Regions from separate parts of the Homo sapiens genome. Here region 2 is linked to region 1. Evidence: chromatin loops called from intact Hi-C (ENCODE). Cell type or tissue: CD14-positive monocyte. All regions are shown on one strand. Links, peaks and the distances in the headings refer to the core of each region. The heading gives the core; the rest is flanking DNA.

Evidence for each region. Peaks named below come from ENCODE experiments on the same cell type or tissue, not always from the same donor. Only the 100,000 strongest peaks of a DNase experiment are listed, where the experiment ranks them.
Region 2: a loop joins it to region 1, with 1.8 times the contacts of the local background. A loop is called at or near these places in 7 of 110 quality-filtered maps.

Annotation. Positions count from the first base shown.
Region 1 is chr15:58,350,382-58,358,719 of GRCh38, reverse strand. No RefSeq gene overlaps it. Among named protein-coding and RNA genes, the nearest start is that of LIPC, 77 kb to the left of the region's middle. RefSeq lists an enhancer at 869-948. In CD14-positive monocyte, for the core only: no CTCF peak of the experiment used is centred there; no DNase peak of the experiment used is centred there.
Region 2 is chr15:58,298,721-58,307,058 of GRCh38, reverse strand. No RefSeq gene overlaps it. Among named protein-coding and RNA genes, the nearest start is that of LIPC, 130 kb to the left of the region's middle. In CD14-positive monocyte, for the core only: no CTCF peak of the experiment used is centred there; DNase peaks (open chromatin) are centred at 4,028 and 8,008; H3K27ac peaks cover 1,235 bases.

The sequences.
Region 1 (8,338 bases), core at 105-8,104:
AATGAATCCCTACATTTTCTCACCTGTAAAATGATGCTTTCAGATATCATTTGTTGGGAAATTGTAGAACTCTTTCCAGTGCTGTGAAATAGAAGCACAAGCAGCTTTGTTTGTGTTATCAAAGGTTTAACTCTAATACCAGAGCTTGATTGCTAATGGGCTTCCAGAAGTCACATATTTCACTGGTCCAGATGCTTACCTGGTTTCCAGGTATGTGTGAGAATCTATGCCCACAAAGCAGGAAGTAGGAAATGAACTGGAAAGGATGAAGCTGCTGCCACAGTCTAGTGCGGTATGCCTCCCTCTGCATCCTTACAGATCAAAGGGATGCTAATGTAGGGGAATATGCAGATTTTTCAGACTCTAGCTCGCTGGGTGGGTGATTTCTTTTATGTCATGAAATAACATGAAAGAAGGAAACCCTTGGCTTTGGATTGGCCTCCTGCGGTGGAAAGTCCCAGAGATGTGAAGTCTCATACTAAGGCCTCCCATGCATGATGTGAGGTGAGAGTAAGATTGGATGGGAGGTGCTGGCCCTTCCTGGGAGGACATCTGATACTGAAGGTGACTAAGGTACGTTGGGCCCTGTTACCCACAAAAGACCTCTGCACTTCGGGGCTGATCACAGGCTAAAGGGCCCCATAAAGAGCAGGCCTGTTGATGCTTTGGGAAGCCTGGAAGCTTTGGTTTCTTGTCACAAAAAAGTGCTGAGGTGGTGTAGAGTCTCCGTGAATGAGGTATTACCAGCCAGCCTGGGACAGACGCCTGTGGAACAAGCCTCAAGCTCACCCTGGCTAAGTTAACAAGCTTGACTTCCTGCTCTGCGAATGTTCTCAAAGCAATAGAGTGATGTTAGGTGACTGAGGCTCACTGCAGAATGTGTGTGGTTGTGTGTGTGTGTGTGCATGCAGGTGAGGGGTAGTGCAGTGGGGGCAAGAGAAAGGGTCCTGGCCCTGGATCCTGGGACTTAAGAGAGCTTCCAGGACCTGAATGGTGACTCATTTTTGTAGGAAAAATCCTTATCATATCCTATGATGTCATTCAGAATTGACTCTGGCCTCCTGTCCTCATATCTGGACATATTTCCCACTGTCTTGCTGTAACCCTGACCTGACGCAAGTTTTGGGAGCTGTGCTTAAGACCTGGCTTGTACCATTCTCCTCTTGGGGCCCCAGGAGGGTGCACTGCCATCCCATGCTGGCCCTGGGTTAAACAGAACTCAAGAGCCTTCATGCTTGTGCTTACTGCCAGAGACAATCTCCAGTCTGTATGGAGAGTAGAGTACAAGATGGGACAGCACTGGACTTCCTAGCTGTTAGTGATACCCACTATTTGTCCTTATAAAGTGCTAAGACTCATACTAATACCAATATGGATACAAATACTAATATGAATCCAAATACTAATGCCAATACCAATTCTACCTCAAATACCCATAGCAATCCTAACCCTAATCCTAATTCTAGTTTTTCCATTTGCTCCTTAGGGCTACCTCAGGAGAGATGAGTCAGTGTTTGCAGGAGTACTGTGATATTGGAGTCTCCTTCCCATCTTAGGGCCCTTTTCCTTTGATGAATACTCCGTAAGAGTTGCCCACCTTTCTCTTCCTAGGAGGAGAAGTGAGTTCCTAAGAAGACAGCGAAGCTTTGGAGCTAGAAATAGAAGGAGAAAACAGTCAGATGGCCCTGAAAAGTGGGCCCCCACATTCCGGCTCATGTGGGATGCAGAGGAAATCCCCTTCTTGTTCCTGTGAGGTTGGGCAGTGTCAGAGCCCCTGACCCCCACCTCTATCTGCCAGAGGGGGTGCAGCCTGAGGGAGAGAGGTGCTGCGCCTAAGGTGAAGAGCTGGAGGGGTGTCCTCCCTAGCTCCCCTCCTTCCTTTTATTATTATTTTTTTTCTTTGTGACAGTCTCGCTCTGTTGCCCACGCTGGAGTACAGTGGCACAATCTCTGCTCACCGCAATCTCCGCCTCCCGGGTTCAAGCAGTTCTCTTGCCTCAGCCTCCCAAGTAGCTGGGATTACAGGTGTGTGCGCCCACACCTGGCTGACTTCTGTATTTGTAGTAGAGATGAGATTTCACCAGTTGGCCAGGCTGTTCTCGAACTCCTGGCCTCAAGTGATCTGCCTGCCTTGGCCTCCCAAAGTGATAGGATTACAGGTGTGAGCCACCGTGTCTGGACCCTGGCTCCCTTCCTTCTGCCAAAGAGGGCAGCCCTAGCGTTTTTATCTGGTATAAGCCCCTCACCACAGACAGCTGCTCAGAACCCCCATCCACAGGTCCATGTGCTGGCTCTGCTCTTGGCAGGAGCCACCTTCCAGACCAGGTTCTTCCCACTTGTTGGAAGAAAGAAGAGCCAGCTACACATGGCAAAACCCGCCTCTTAGGGTGTCAGGGAGAGGAGGAGGGAAATGCTGCAGGGAAGGTATGTGGCTGATTTGTTTTGTCTATAATCAATACCGGCCATCCATTTGTGCCCAGTTCAGAGGATGTGGAGCGTGGTTTTATTGCTTTCCTGGAGGATGGAGGGTCATAACTCTTGCGGCTCGGCTTTTATGGTTTGTTGTTAGTGGTAGCCAGGCCTCACTCCGTAGGAGTCTCTAATCAGGATGCCAGCCTCCACATTGTTCTCTGGGACATTCTGTTTTACAACACGCTCCCGTTTGCTGAGGGGTGAGTCTTGCGCTGTCTCTTGCAGGTGGGCCCGCTGTCTTTGCTGGCTGACTGTGCTGGGCAGGGTGGCCTGGAACCTGAAAGGAGGCCAGCAGGGTGGGCTCAAACTCCCTGCTCTCACCAGTGCTCGCTCTTCATTGCCAGAAGCTAAGGAGGCCTTGAGCACTAACAACCCCCAAGTTTTGGGTTCTGCCACAGGCGCTTAACTTCCTCCAGCTTTATATTTCTTGTCTGTAAAATGGAGCGAACACCTGCTTCCTTTCCCCACTGAATGATGTTGAGTCAGAGGGATGATGGATGTGAAAGCACATGCAAATAGGAAGGCGCCTTTGAAAGCACTAGCTCTCATCATTATTATTATTTTCCACTTAAGTGTTTTTACTCAATGGATTTGCCACTGCAGCTTGTGCTGACCCTTTTCACTCTGCAGTCCCTCTAAAAATACCACTTCTTTTGGGCGGGGAGCAGGCAGGGCTCCGCATGCTCCGCATGACCAGGGCTGTGAATTCACAGAGCAGGAGCTGAGTTATATATAGGGCGTCCTGGGAATTGCCTGGACCCTCTTTCAAGTGCAGGCAGGTGTGGGGATCTCAGGGCTGCAGGTAGAAAGAGGATCTGTAGGAAAGAGCTGTGAGAGGAAGCCCCCGGGGAGAGCAAAGCTGGGGGCTGGGCACTGCCTAGTGGCGGGTGGGAGTGCTTGGAAGACATTAGATGTGGGGACCTGGGCTTCACTCTTGAACAGGTAGGGGTCTCCAGAGGTTGCTAAGCTCAGGGGAGGATCCTTGAAGGCAGATGGGGAGTGGAGTGGGGTGAACAGCCAGGGAGGCCGATCCATGCAACGCCTCCTTAGCCTGGCCCAGGGCATGTGTGTGAGGATGGAGAGGGAGGGGTGGGGATGGAAGCCTCGGTCTTGCTCTCAGGGACTGTGGTGGAACAGATGACATGGCTGGGTGGCAACGGGGTCGGGAGATTGATTGGGGAGCATGTTCTAGTCCCTTTTCTCTCTTCCCTGAGCTTCTCTGGATGAAAATGTAGTCTCTTTGAGTTGGCTTCCAGGTGTGCCTAACTAAATCACTTGGGGGTAATATTTCCTTCTCTTGGTGTGTAGAAAGTGTATGTTTTATGTGTGTTTTTTCTATCCAGTGAAAGTGGGATAAAACAACAAGTCTGCGGGTTTCTTCTCAGGCTCACAAAGTAGAAGCTCTTATTTGAAAATCTTTGCTGGCACATCCTTTGAACTTCATTTGTCCAGAAGCCTGGCTGAGTATCTGATCCTCCGCCAACCATGTCAATATCTGCTCCCTGAATGCCCCTTTTATAGACCAAGGAGTGGAAGATAATTGCCGATGGCTTGGAAGTCTGTGTGGTTAAGGAGAGAAGCCTGGTATCAACTTGTAAACCCTAAAGAAACTTTCCCACTTAGCTATCCTTCCAAGTTTCCCCTTAACTTATTTATTTATTTATTTTGAGATGGAGTCTCACTCTGTTGCCCAGGCTGGAGTGCAATGGCATGATTCTTGGGTTCAGGCAATTCTTTGGTCTCAGCCTCCCAAGTAGCTGGGACTGCAGGCGCATGCCACCATGCCTGGCCAATTTTTTGTATTTGTAGTAGAGATGGGATTTCACTGTGTTGGCCAGGCTGGTCTCGAACTCCTGACTTCAGGTGACCCACCTGCTCGGCTTCCCAGAGCGCTGGGATTGCAGGCTTGAGCCACTGTGTCCCGGCGTATTTCCCCTTAACTTTTAAAACCTTAGCCACACACTCAAATGTGTTTTTAGCTAGCTAAAGTCTGCCTCTCCAGGGACAGAATGAAGCTCGAGAAATGGTTCTTCTGTCACATCACTTTAAACCATGCATTTTAAAATTGACAAAGAATACATCAGTGTCCCCCACTGCCCCTAGTGTGGACATCAGAATTTGTTCAGAGAGGAGGGACTACAAAATCTTTCATTTAGATTTTTAAAAACATAATAAATGTTGATATTTCAAAGACAATTTCCTCTTTTTAAGTGTTTTCCTATCCATTATCTTTTTGTCTTTCCATGATCCTTCTTGGCTCTGTGTTACAGTTGAGGAAAGAAAGGTGAGAGGTGTAAGCAGGTTGTCCAGATCAGATGGCTGCTAAGTGGTGAAACCAAGGTCAAATTCAGAACTTCTGACTCTAGGGCCGTCACACAGCGCTGTCTTTAAGTTGTTGAAGTTTGGTTGTGGTGTTGAAGGTCCCTTCAGCTTTTCAGTAGGGGAAAAAGCGTGTGCTGCTGGAAGCCAGCAAGGCAGGTCTCCCTCCATCCCCTAGAGCCTCCTCCGGGGGCCAGTAGCAAACAGCCTAAACAGCAACGAATGTAAGCGGCCCCCGCCTTGAAGACACAGTGCAGTCCTCAAGCCCCTGGTGCAGAATGGGCTGCTGTAAAATGAAACTCTACCGGAAAAATATGGCGGCTGCGTGCCAGTGACTTGGTAACAAGGAAACCAAGTGGTGGCCAACAGGAGATCATAAAAGCAAAGATGCAAAACCCATAAACCTAGGAAATTATGGAAAATCCTCAAACCACTTTCCAAATCCTAGACTTGGTATAAATGTACGGTACTGCTAGTATTGATTATAAAAACAAGGCGCCACTGCCCTTTAGGAGGTTTTTGAGACCACAGTATAAGAAGTTATCTTCCCAACTGCCTTGTTTTACCATAGTACCCCCTCCACAAACCGACTTAAAATTTTGTTAAGGATTTGTTTGAATTTTTTTGTGTGTCATACCTGATCAGTGATTGTTCATCTTTCTCCCAGATCCTTTGCTCTTTGAGGCCAGGATCCTGTCACCCTTATTCACATTCCTCTTGTACCCAAAATAGTCGCTTATAGACAGTAAATGTAATATGTTTATATTGAATATCCCAAGCCACTGCTACCACAACCACCAAAGCTTGGACAAGCTTGAGTGTGATGCTTTCACTGCACTATTTCTTTTCAGATGTAAAACATTGGTTTGCAAATGAGTCCTCAAAATAAGCTGAGCTATATTAACAAAAGCCTTTAAATGTCTCTATGTTTTGGCTGCTCTGTCTATGGAGTAGCCATTCTTTATTCCTTCTTTCTTAATAAACTTGCTTTCACTTTACTCTGTGGATTCGCCTCAAATTTTTTCTTGTGTGAGATCCAAGAACCTCTCTTGGGGTCTGGATCTGGACCCCTTTCTGATAACATCTTTCTGGCGAACCATGAAAGGATGATACTGAGACCTCCAACCCAAAGGAAATAGACTGCAGCAATGATTGGCCAACTTTGGATATCATCTTTTGTCAGAACTTGAGTTATGAGTGGCCCTTGACATACTGATGCTTTCTGACTGAGCTCTTGTCTACCCTGAATACAAGAGACCCTAACAGTTAGGCAGGAATATGATCGCCCCATTCAGCCTGAAGAAGTTACAGAAGATGGATCTTTGTCCCTCTACAACCCTTAGGGTTAAGGGTTCTCTTATAAAAGGGAAGGGGGAAATGTCAGAGGCTGTGGAACCAGAGTGACTCCATCTCATATAGAGGGTGGGTCAAAGCTGCATTCCCAGGAGGCTAGGCATTCTAAGTCACAGGATGAGATAGGAGGTTAGTACAAGATAAAGATCTTAAAGACCTTTCTGATAAAACAGTTTGCAGTAAAGAAGCCAGCCAAAGCCCACCAACACCAAGATGGTGATGGGAGTGACCTCTGGTCATCCTCACAGCTCATTATATGCCAATTATAATGTATTAGCATGCTAAAATACACTCCCATCAGCACCATGACGGTTTACAAATGCCATGGCAATGACAGAAAGTTACCCTATATGGTCTAAAATAGGGAGGAACCCTTAGTTCCAGGAATTGCCCGCCCCTGTCCCAGAAAACTCATGAATAATCCACCCCTTGTTTTGTATATAGTCAAGAAATAATCATAAAAATGAGTGACAGTGGTGTATGCCACTGCTTTGCCTGTGGAGTAATCATTCTTTATTCCTTTACTTTCTTAATAGGTTTAACTTAATTTCACTCTTGAGAATTGTAAGGAAACAACTAGGAATGCAAATATATTTATGCACATGAAGCTCATAATAATATTATTTATAATAGGTAGAAACTGGGAATGACCCACATTTCTGACACTTTTGAAGGGATTAAATTAAATAATAGTTTTTCATATGATAACATTTAAAATATGTTTATTAAGGCTTTTAATGGGCCAGGGAAATGCTTATGATAGGATATTGTGTGAAAAACCAAGAATTCAAAACCATATGTAAAGCTTGAAATAAGATTATCTGAATTATGAAAATTGAGAATGGAAGAATTGCAAGGAAAAATTAAGAACTTCAAAGCAGAAAAATTTTTTTATTACTTTCTTCTTTATATGCTTCTGTATATATGGATTTTTAAAACTAAAACTAAAGTAATTCTGGAAAAACCAACATATAATGTGTTAAAAGGGATGAAAGTCACCATTTAAAAAGTCAAGAAAGCAACATATATCCAAACATTTATTACCAATTAATAAGAAAAATTATAGGTGAAACAAAAGGAAAAATGGGAAAAGTATATGAACAGGTAATAAAATAAACACTTAAAAACGTTCTCATCCCATAGCTGTTGGGGTAATGCCAATTAAAAGAACACTGTGAAAACCAATTTTTCACCTAATGATTGGCAAAAATGAAAAAGAGTTCTAGTGAATTACCTACTACTATCAAGTTTCTTTTACAATAGTGATGAACACGACTATTCTGGGAAGGTATAATCTAGTAAATATAGAGGTATACACGTGTGGGGTCTTCATTTGTCAGAGGCATCAGATGGGAGAATCAGCCCACCAAAATCAAAAGAACTTTATGTCATGAATTCTATAAGTTGGATACTCCGAATGAGTACTGTGTGGGACTTCCTTTCTTTTAAAATGTGCATCTCATTTCTGGGTTGTGTGAGAAGCCGACTCTGAGACAGAGACTAGCATGTGGGAAGGTTATTAGGGACTGTCCAACCATGGTAGTCTCAGGGAAGCTGTAGCATAGACCCTATGGGCAGGTCTAAAGATGGGGTGACCCTGCAGAACTGTCCTGAGTTGAAACCAGAGAACCTGGCATTTATACCCTTGTATCAAGCAGGGATATGACTTGACCTTGAGGAGGGGACTTTTCATGCAGCTGAGGCATCTCCCCAATGGCTGACTGCTGGGGCTGGCCTCCATGTCACTTTCAGAAGCTGGGGGACAAGGTCTTTAGTTTTGGAAAAAGGATCTGGGGCTGCATCATAGGGTCCACTACAAAATATGCGCTTGAATGGCTTTTCTTTTTTCTTTTTTTTGGAGGCAGAGTCTCCCTCTGTCGCCCAGGCTGGAGTGCAGTTGTGCAGTCACAGCTCACTGCAGACTTGACCTCCTGGGCTCAAGTGATCCTCCCACCTCAGCCCCCCAAGTAGCTGGGACTACAGGTGTGTGCCACAACACCTGGCTAATTTTTGTATTTTTTGTAAAGATGGGTTTTTGCCATGTTGCCCAGGCTGGTCTTGAACTCCTGGGCTCAAGCAATCCTCCCACCTCGAAATTCCAAAGTGCTAGGATTACACTATGCCTGACCTTGAATGGCTTTTCAAACTTCTGGAAAGACAGTGGACCTTGGGTGATATTTGTGTGTAAAGAAGC
Region 2 (8,338 bases), core at 55-8,054, 52 kb after region 1:
TGATTGTTCTATTTAATGTGGTTTACTCTGGCTAATGATGGAAAGCTGCAGTCCCTCCTGTTTGCCCCAGAGAGGACAGAAATGCTTTGCTCAAACCTCAGACTTATTGGGCCTGTTCTTTGTATTACAGGAAGAAGGAGCTGGTTGGGAAGTGTGAGATCATTTCCTGGGTCTTTCTTTTCCCTTTATTTTCTTAGTGTGTCTTGCTTTTTTCTTTTTGTTTGTTTTGTTTTGGACAACTCATGGAGCATGGAGTTCACCTGACTATGGACTTGGTATATTTGAGAACAAAACACGTTTTGACCTCACAGTCCCAAGAGGTCTCTTGCAAAAACTGAGCAAAGGTCCCAATTTGCTGTTGGCTTTACCAGTTAGTATCAGCATGGTGGACAGGTCGGGTAGGGATTTTCAGCTTCGTGTGACCTATGCTCAGGAAGCTTTTTGCCCAAAATCTTCTTTCAGACTCTGTCCACGTGCACTGAAGTACTGTGAAAAGGGAATGAGTATTAAAACTGGTAGAGATGATTTCCAAGGTATTTAATAACCTTTTTAGCACGTAGGGCCAGTCAGAGTCTTCCAACTCTTTAGTTGCTGGGTTGAGGGGTTTTGAGGAGAGGCTGGGGAGCCAGAGAAAGGAAGTGAAGTTGTTGGAGAGAACGGGGGCTTGAGGCAACAGCTGTATACCAACTAATATGAAGCTTGTTCAAAATCTACAGAAGTGGTGTGGCCTTGTGGATGTGTCTAGGCAGAGTGTCTACCCAGAGAGAAGGAAGAACTGGGGCAATTAACATCTCCACCAACTACTTTCGGATGGTGGTTCCTAAACCCTTTCCACGACAGAATCCCTGGAGGATCTTTTAAGAATGCCAAAGCCGGCCGGGCGCGGTGGCTCACGCCTGTAATCCCAGCACTTTGGGAGGCTGAGGCGGGTGGATCATGAGGTCAGGAGATCGAGATCATCCTGGCTAACACGGTGAAACCCCGTCTCTACTAAAAATAGAAAAAATTAGCTGGACGTGGTGGCGGGCGCCTGTAGTCCCACCTACGCGGGAGGCTGAGGCAGGAGAATGGCGTGAACCCGGGAGGCGGAGCTTGCAGTGAGCCGAGATCGCGCCACTGCACTCCATCCTGGGCGACAGAGTGAGACTCCGTCTCAAAAAAAAAAAAAAGAATGCCAAAGCCCAGGCTACAATCTCTGGGGTGGGACCCAGTATCGTTGAAGCTCCCTAGGTGACTTCACTGTGCATACAAATTGAGAATCCTGCTCTATGACATTCAGTCATTTTGTCTTTTGAGTACCAGCTTCCTTCTCAGTAACAAGTGGACAGCAAATACCCAGCTCATCAGCTTTTTGGGAAAATCAAATGAATATATGCAGTGTCTGACGTAAAGCAGGTGTTCACTAATTATTTTCCGTGTTTTTTTTTTCCTCATTGTAATTCTTTATGTTCCTCTGTCTCTTGTTCTTGTAGGGGAGGAAACATGTCTTTTCCTGCTATCCATCTTATGTTCATTGGCAGGGCCTTCTGTGCTAAAAGACAGATTAATAAGAGAAAAGCATGTGAGAGCCTTCATAAGGTAATGAACACCCAAGAAAGTGGTTAAACCTGAGTGTTTTTATCCTTCGTTTGATGAAGAGCAGAGAGTTGTGGAGAAACATGGCAGGACAAAGGGGGCATGGGCTAAGTGTAATAAACTGGGAGAAACTTAGCAAGGCCCACTCGTTCAGGTTCCTGGGTCCCTTTGTCTTCAGAGGTAAGGATGTTCCTTTCTTCTGGGTATAAAGGAGGCCACCTCTCACATGAATGTCTAATGATCTGCTTCAGGGGAAGGTCAGAGGGTCCTTTCTGCATATGCTGTTTCTCAAATTCCTTTAGCTTAAAATATTCAGTGTGCCAAGGTGCCATATTTCCAGGTAGCATATCCTGAACTCTGCCATTCTGAAATATCACCATTTGGATAAACGTTCAGCCACTTTCACAAAGGGAAATGCAAGAGAAGAAAGCTGGAAGAGTGAGTTAACCAGGATATAATCCTCCATATCAAGTAACTACTTAGAATTAATATTTTTACAGCTCTATTTCAGGAGAACTGACATATAATAAACCAGGCCCATTTTAAGTGTGCAATTTGATAAGTTTTGGCATATGTGTACCTGCAAAACAATAACATGATGTAAATAATTAATTTTTCCAAAGAAACGAAAACAAATTTCTAAAATCCTTTTAAAGGAAAGTACATATGTGGGTGTATGTGTACCAGTAGGCATTCAGCTGCTTTGGATTTTGGCAAATAAATCAGAGGTACAGGATCTTTTGAACTTCCAGCAAAATTATTAATTACAAATCACATATTTCACAAATGATTCTTTTTTATCATTTCCATTTTAGTCCATGAGTTTTGAATTTTAATTGTATTTTATAATTTATTAAAATGTTGGTGGCCGGGCGCGGTGGCTCACGCCTGTAATCCCAGCACTTTGGGAGGCCGAGGCGGGCGGATCACGAGGTCAGGAGATCGAGACCACGGTGAAACCCCGTCTCTACTAAAAATACAAAAAATTAGCCGGGCGTAGTGGCGGGCGCCTGTAGTCCCAGCTACTTGGGAGGCTGAGGCAGGAGAATGGCGTGAACCCGGGAGGCGGAGCTTGCAGTGAGCCGAGATCCCGCCACTGCACTCCAGCCTGGGCGACAGAACGAGACTCCGTCTCAAAAAAAAAAAAATAAAAATAAAAATAAAAAAAAATAAAATAAAATGTTGGCATATATTATCATGTTACTTCCGGTGTGATTTTATTCTCACCAAAGCTGTGAGTGTTCCTTATTATCCTCTCCATTTCAAAGCTAAAGAATGTAAAAGGACTTGGTTAAGATCACACAGTTAGTGCAGCTGACAGTTTTAATAAGTAATTCCCAGCTCAGTTTTCTCTGTAGCTCATCCAGTAATCATTTTTTGGCCAGAAAGAGAGGCATGAAAAACCAAACATTTAATTTTAAAAAATCTTCAAATATTCTTGACATTTATTTGTTAAATGAAGATTTATTTCACCATGGCACACACACCATCATTTTTGCATCACGTGTGAATAAGTGAATTTTGGCATTAATGAATTCTGTTAGAAACTTGTGAAACTTTTGATGGATGGCCAATTAGCCTAGAAGGTGAAAGATATCAATAATACCCAGACAATTTCAGTTTGTTTTATTTTACTTTGGGGGGATTTAAGACTTTTTGAACTGAGTTCCTTTTCCTTCCTTTTTTAAATGTTTGAAAATAGAAGTTGTAAATAATATAGCATGACGACCACGGGGAGTCTTTTTACATGCTACTACAACATTCTAGGTAATTAAAGTGAAAGCTCGTTCTTTTTAGTGGAAATGAGACATCCATCTTTAGTGTCTGAAATGAAGACAAACTAAGAAGAACAAGAAGTTTAAACGCTGAAAGTAATAGGACCGCAGGATTTTAGAGTTGCATGATCCTAATAAATTAGCAGAAAATGTTGCAAGCTAGAAGCGGCCTTCGCAGTTATCTGGTCCAACATGCCGATCCTACAGAGCACAAAACAGATCCAGAGAGAGGATATGGTTTCTCCGTGGTCACAAAGCTGGTTACCTAGCTGCAGAGCCAGGTTTTGCACAAAAGTCTCTGAACTCCTGGAGCTCCTCCCACTGTACCAGCAAGGATCCAACCTCCTTTGAGTGTGAGGAACCCTTTTTGAAGTCAAAATTATTTCTCACACACTTACATAACTCTTGTTTTGGGATGATTGGTTGAGCAAAGATATAATGAGAGCAAAACAATGGTAAATACATTAATGGTTTTAGGTTATCTTATATGGTGCTGTCTCCTCCCATAATGAGGGGAAAAGACACAGGAATCTCTGGGTGGAGGTGGGGATGACCCTCATGTTTATTCCTGATGATGCAGTCTCACCATGGCACGACCATAAGTATGAATCTCATGTTTATGCCTGATGTTGCAGTCTCACCATGGCATGACTGTAAGCATGACCCTCATGTTTATGCCTGATGATGCAGTCTCACCATTGCAGCTGAAATCTGCTGGTCTGGAAGTTTCATTACCCAGTAGAGAGATACTTCCTCTAATGGACATGATAAAAATCCTCCAGAACAAGAAACTGCCATAAGCAATTTGATCAATGCTGGGGCTACAGGGTATTAGCAAAGGACCTTGTTGTTGATTATCAAGGGAAGGTCTTATTGTAAAATATGATGCAAGGGACTATAAAAGTTAGTAGAAAGCTGTGACTAGACAAGACAGGCAAGGGTGCCATCTACCCAGTTACTTCCTTACGTCTTTCTTGCTCATTTTGTTTAGGGGAAGGTTATTCAAGATGACCCAGTTAAAGAATTGCATTAGGTTTAAGCCAGTATGACATTCCCCTCTCCTTTTGCTGGATATTTGATTTCACAGCCTTAAATACAGCCAGAAGTGGTGGTGTGACTCAGTTTTGGCCAGGAAGATGGATGGAAGGAGAAGGTTGCTGGAAGCTCCTATGAAAGCTTTGCTTTTGCTGATACAAAGTCTGGAAGCAGCTGGTGTCAATCTCTCTTCAGTCTTCTTGCCTTGAACATGGCTTGGACACCCATGATGGCTTTCTTGTGATCAGGAGGCAAAGCGTGAGAGCAGAACAGAGATGTGACCCAGAGACCTGCATTACTGCTAAACCAACACCAGAAATTGCTTTCTACTTCCTGCTATATGAGAAAAACAAATCTCTATTTATTTACACCACTGATAGCTTTTCTAGTATTTGCAGTTGGATCCAATCACTCTTGGGTTTTCTATTATTTGCAGCCAAAAGATTTTCTGATAGCAAAAGTTAGAGTTACTCCCTTGGGCAAAAAGCAAAGGGAACATGGAAGAGGTGAAGAAGAGAGTTATAAATGGTAGCTACAGCCTTAGGATCAGTTGTAGAAATAAGGGGATTGTCCCTCCCTCTTTTTCAGGTGAATTTTCCACTCTCTGCTAAAGTATCTGACAATTGAATAACACTACTCCATTCCCTCTTTCATTTTTTTAAAAAACAAAATAGATGTTATTATTTTCTTTATTGCCAGCTTAAAAATTCTCTGTTCACCTTCCACCATATTTGTCAGGTGTGTTGGTTGTGTCTCCATTCACCATTTGCCCCGAGTTTGCAGAATAGAGAGGACCTATCGTTAGAAAGGGTTGCAGAAGGAACACTGGAGGAGTATTATCAGAAGATCATGGGCTTGCTGCAGAAAGTCAACTTTTCAAGGGTCCACATGACTTAGCCATTGCACATAGTACCTGCAGAACACATGTCTTTGGTTGCCTTCTTGCTGGGAGCAAGTGAGTTGTGTATAGCTGTGTAATACTCATTACAATGAATAGGATGTATTGAAAGCTGTTAAGAAAGAAGGGTATGTTGCAGGTATATAAGCAAGGAGTGGAATATCTGTCATGGGGCCTGCCGTGTTCAGCATTCTCTCTGAGCTGAAACTCCTTGGCCTCAATAGTATCTGCGTACATGTGTGAAATGGTGGTTCACAATAATAGGAGGCATAGTCAGTCTACAGTAAGTGCTTGGTGCACATATGGTTTCTTAGACCCCTGAAATATCTTCATAGCCCCCAGGAACTGGGAACCACTGGTTGACGTACTCTGCCTTCAGTATCAGATTTAATTAGCTGCATTTGTCCCGCACACCAACAGAGTAGGAAGGGGATGCAATGTTCAGGGAAATAATCCTGCTCTTCCAGGATTGTTTGGTAAAATTTGTTTGACCTTGCACTGATTGTGAAGAGAATGAGCAGCCAAAACCGTGGTGAAGTAGGCAGGAGACTGTGTGATACAATATGTAAGGTGTCCAAAGACACTCCAGTTCTGAATTCTCCCTCATGCCCACGACCTATGGAGAGGCTTCCTCCACTGGAGATAAGCTTACTGCCCCTCCTGTCTAATCCTCAAACGGTCCTTCACTGTACTCTGCCCTGGTCTGTAATTGCCTGTGCTGCCCAGACCAATTCTTTTTTGCACATGGCTTTTTCTCTGATTTGTATGCCTGCACAAAAAATTGCACGAAAAATTGATCACCCAAGGCAGGCTCGCAAGCTGAAGGAGGAGAGATAAGACCAGGGCATGGGATGCTACCCTGGGTGGTGATCAAGCAGTAGACACTAGAATACTTCTGGTAGAAGGATAGAGGTAGATACCGGGATGTGGGAGGAAGAGCCACCAGAGGACGAGGGCTCAGGAAGACAGATTTTACTGATTGTATTTTATATCACTCTTTGGCCTTTCAGGAGGCCAGATCATCATTTTATGCTCCATTACAATACCCACACTGATTATAATGACAGGCATTTTGGATTTTGTCCTAATAGCTCTTGTTTACCTTTTAAAAATTTTGTATTTTGTTAGTCATTTTAAGAAACACATGCATTGAGAAGCTTGCAGATTTTTCTAAGGGAAAATAAGACAGCCCGGACCAGGGGGAAGAGTCCACATTTTAGAGTCAGACTAATTCATATACAAAACCAGATTCTGCCACATACTGCTGCTGTGTGGCATTGGACAAGCCACTTAACGTGTCCAAGTTTCATCTATAAAACTGTGATAGTGTAATACCTATTCTGCAGAAACCTTAGTAGGATTTCATGGAGAACATATGTAAAGTTCTTCCCTTGGCATCTGGAAGATCCTGCCCCCTGCTAGCAGTGTGTAACAGCTGAGATGTATGGACCCTTATTAGGTGCTGGGAAATGCCCTCAGCACATTAGCTCATCTAACACTGATATGGTCTGGCTCTGTGTCCCCACCCAAATCTCATCTCAAATTGTAATCCCTATAGTCCCCACATGTTGAGAGCGGGACCTGGTGGAAGGTGATTGGATCATGGGGGTGGTTTCCTCCATGCTATTCTCGTGAAAGTGAGTGAGTTCTCATGAGATCTGATGGTTTTATAAGGGGCTCTTCCCTCTTTGCTCGTTGGGTCTCTCTTGCCTGTTGCCATGTAGGACATGCCTTTGCTTCTCTCTTGACTTCTGCCGTGATTGTAAGTTTCCTGAGCCCTCTCTAGCCGTGCAGAACTGTGAGTCAATTAAACCTCTTTCCTTTATAAATTACCCAGTCTTGGGTAGTATCAGGTAGCGTCTTTATAGTAGTGTGAAAACAGACTAATACAGACACAGAAACAGGTCCTTGTGGCCTCCATCCCCTGCAGTCTTCCCCAAGAGAGTTCCCAGAGGCCTTTCTAAGCAACTTCTGTGGTTTAAAAACCACTGCTGTGAAGGAAACAAAGACCTCACTCCTCTCCTTTGAAGCTGATGGCCTGTCTTTGGCCCTGCCTAGGCTTCACAGAGGGTCACCTCTGGAGGCCCAGGGTGTGAAGAAGGCAGAGCCAGGCTTAATCAGTGATCCACAGAGAGGTAGAGGTGAACTGGGGGAAAGTTGCCTCCCAGGGAGTCCTGAAGTGGATGAAACTGAGTCATGAATCGGCCCACAGCTACTCAGCGGCTCTCAGAAAACTCACCACATTCTTCTGGCGTGTTTCTAACTGCTTGTGGAGCAACTTCTGCCCCTGACCTAAGAGGGCTGGGGAATACCATGAGCGAAGAGCGCAGACCCAGAAAGCCCTTCAGAGCCCATGGCTGTGAGCACCAAGGGAGAGGTCTGGGCTGAGCCCTGGCGGGGATTATGTGGTTGCTCCTTGGGAGGGATCCAGTGCAGTTAGGAGGGCTCTGGCCAGATAGACTGAATGGAAGGACTAAGTTGATGATGCAAACCAGGAGCCAGAACTCACTAGGGAAGGAGAGCTGCTGCTGTGTTGGCCCAGAGTGTCTGTTGCTGACAAACATCTGTGCTGGAATTTCTTATGCACAGACCCACCAAAGACAAATTTCTTAAAAGCAGTTTATTTCTGCCTGGATGGCTTCAGCACCCTTGGAAAAAGTAGATGTGTGTGTGTGCGCGTGCACGTGTGCATGCATGTGGAAGTGGGTGGCATTCTTAATCTGGGCTTCCCCTTCTTTAGGACTCTGTCCCTTCAAGACTCTTCCTCAATTAAACTGTACTTCTTGCTGGGGAGGAGAGATCTTGACGTTTTCAGTGAGGGTCCTCTGTGTTGGAGACCATTCAGGATCACTTAGGTGACAGCATCCTGTGGTGACTCTCACTTCCAAATATTCATGCATATGGAATGATGGATATATAAAATCCACAAATAGTCCCCATGCCTAATTCAAGCCAGAGCGGCAACTCCTCCCAGCCCCTACCTGCTACTACAGAGTCCTAAATCAAAAGACATCGGGTTTATTCAATGACCGATTACAAACTCGAGTCTTAAATC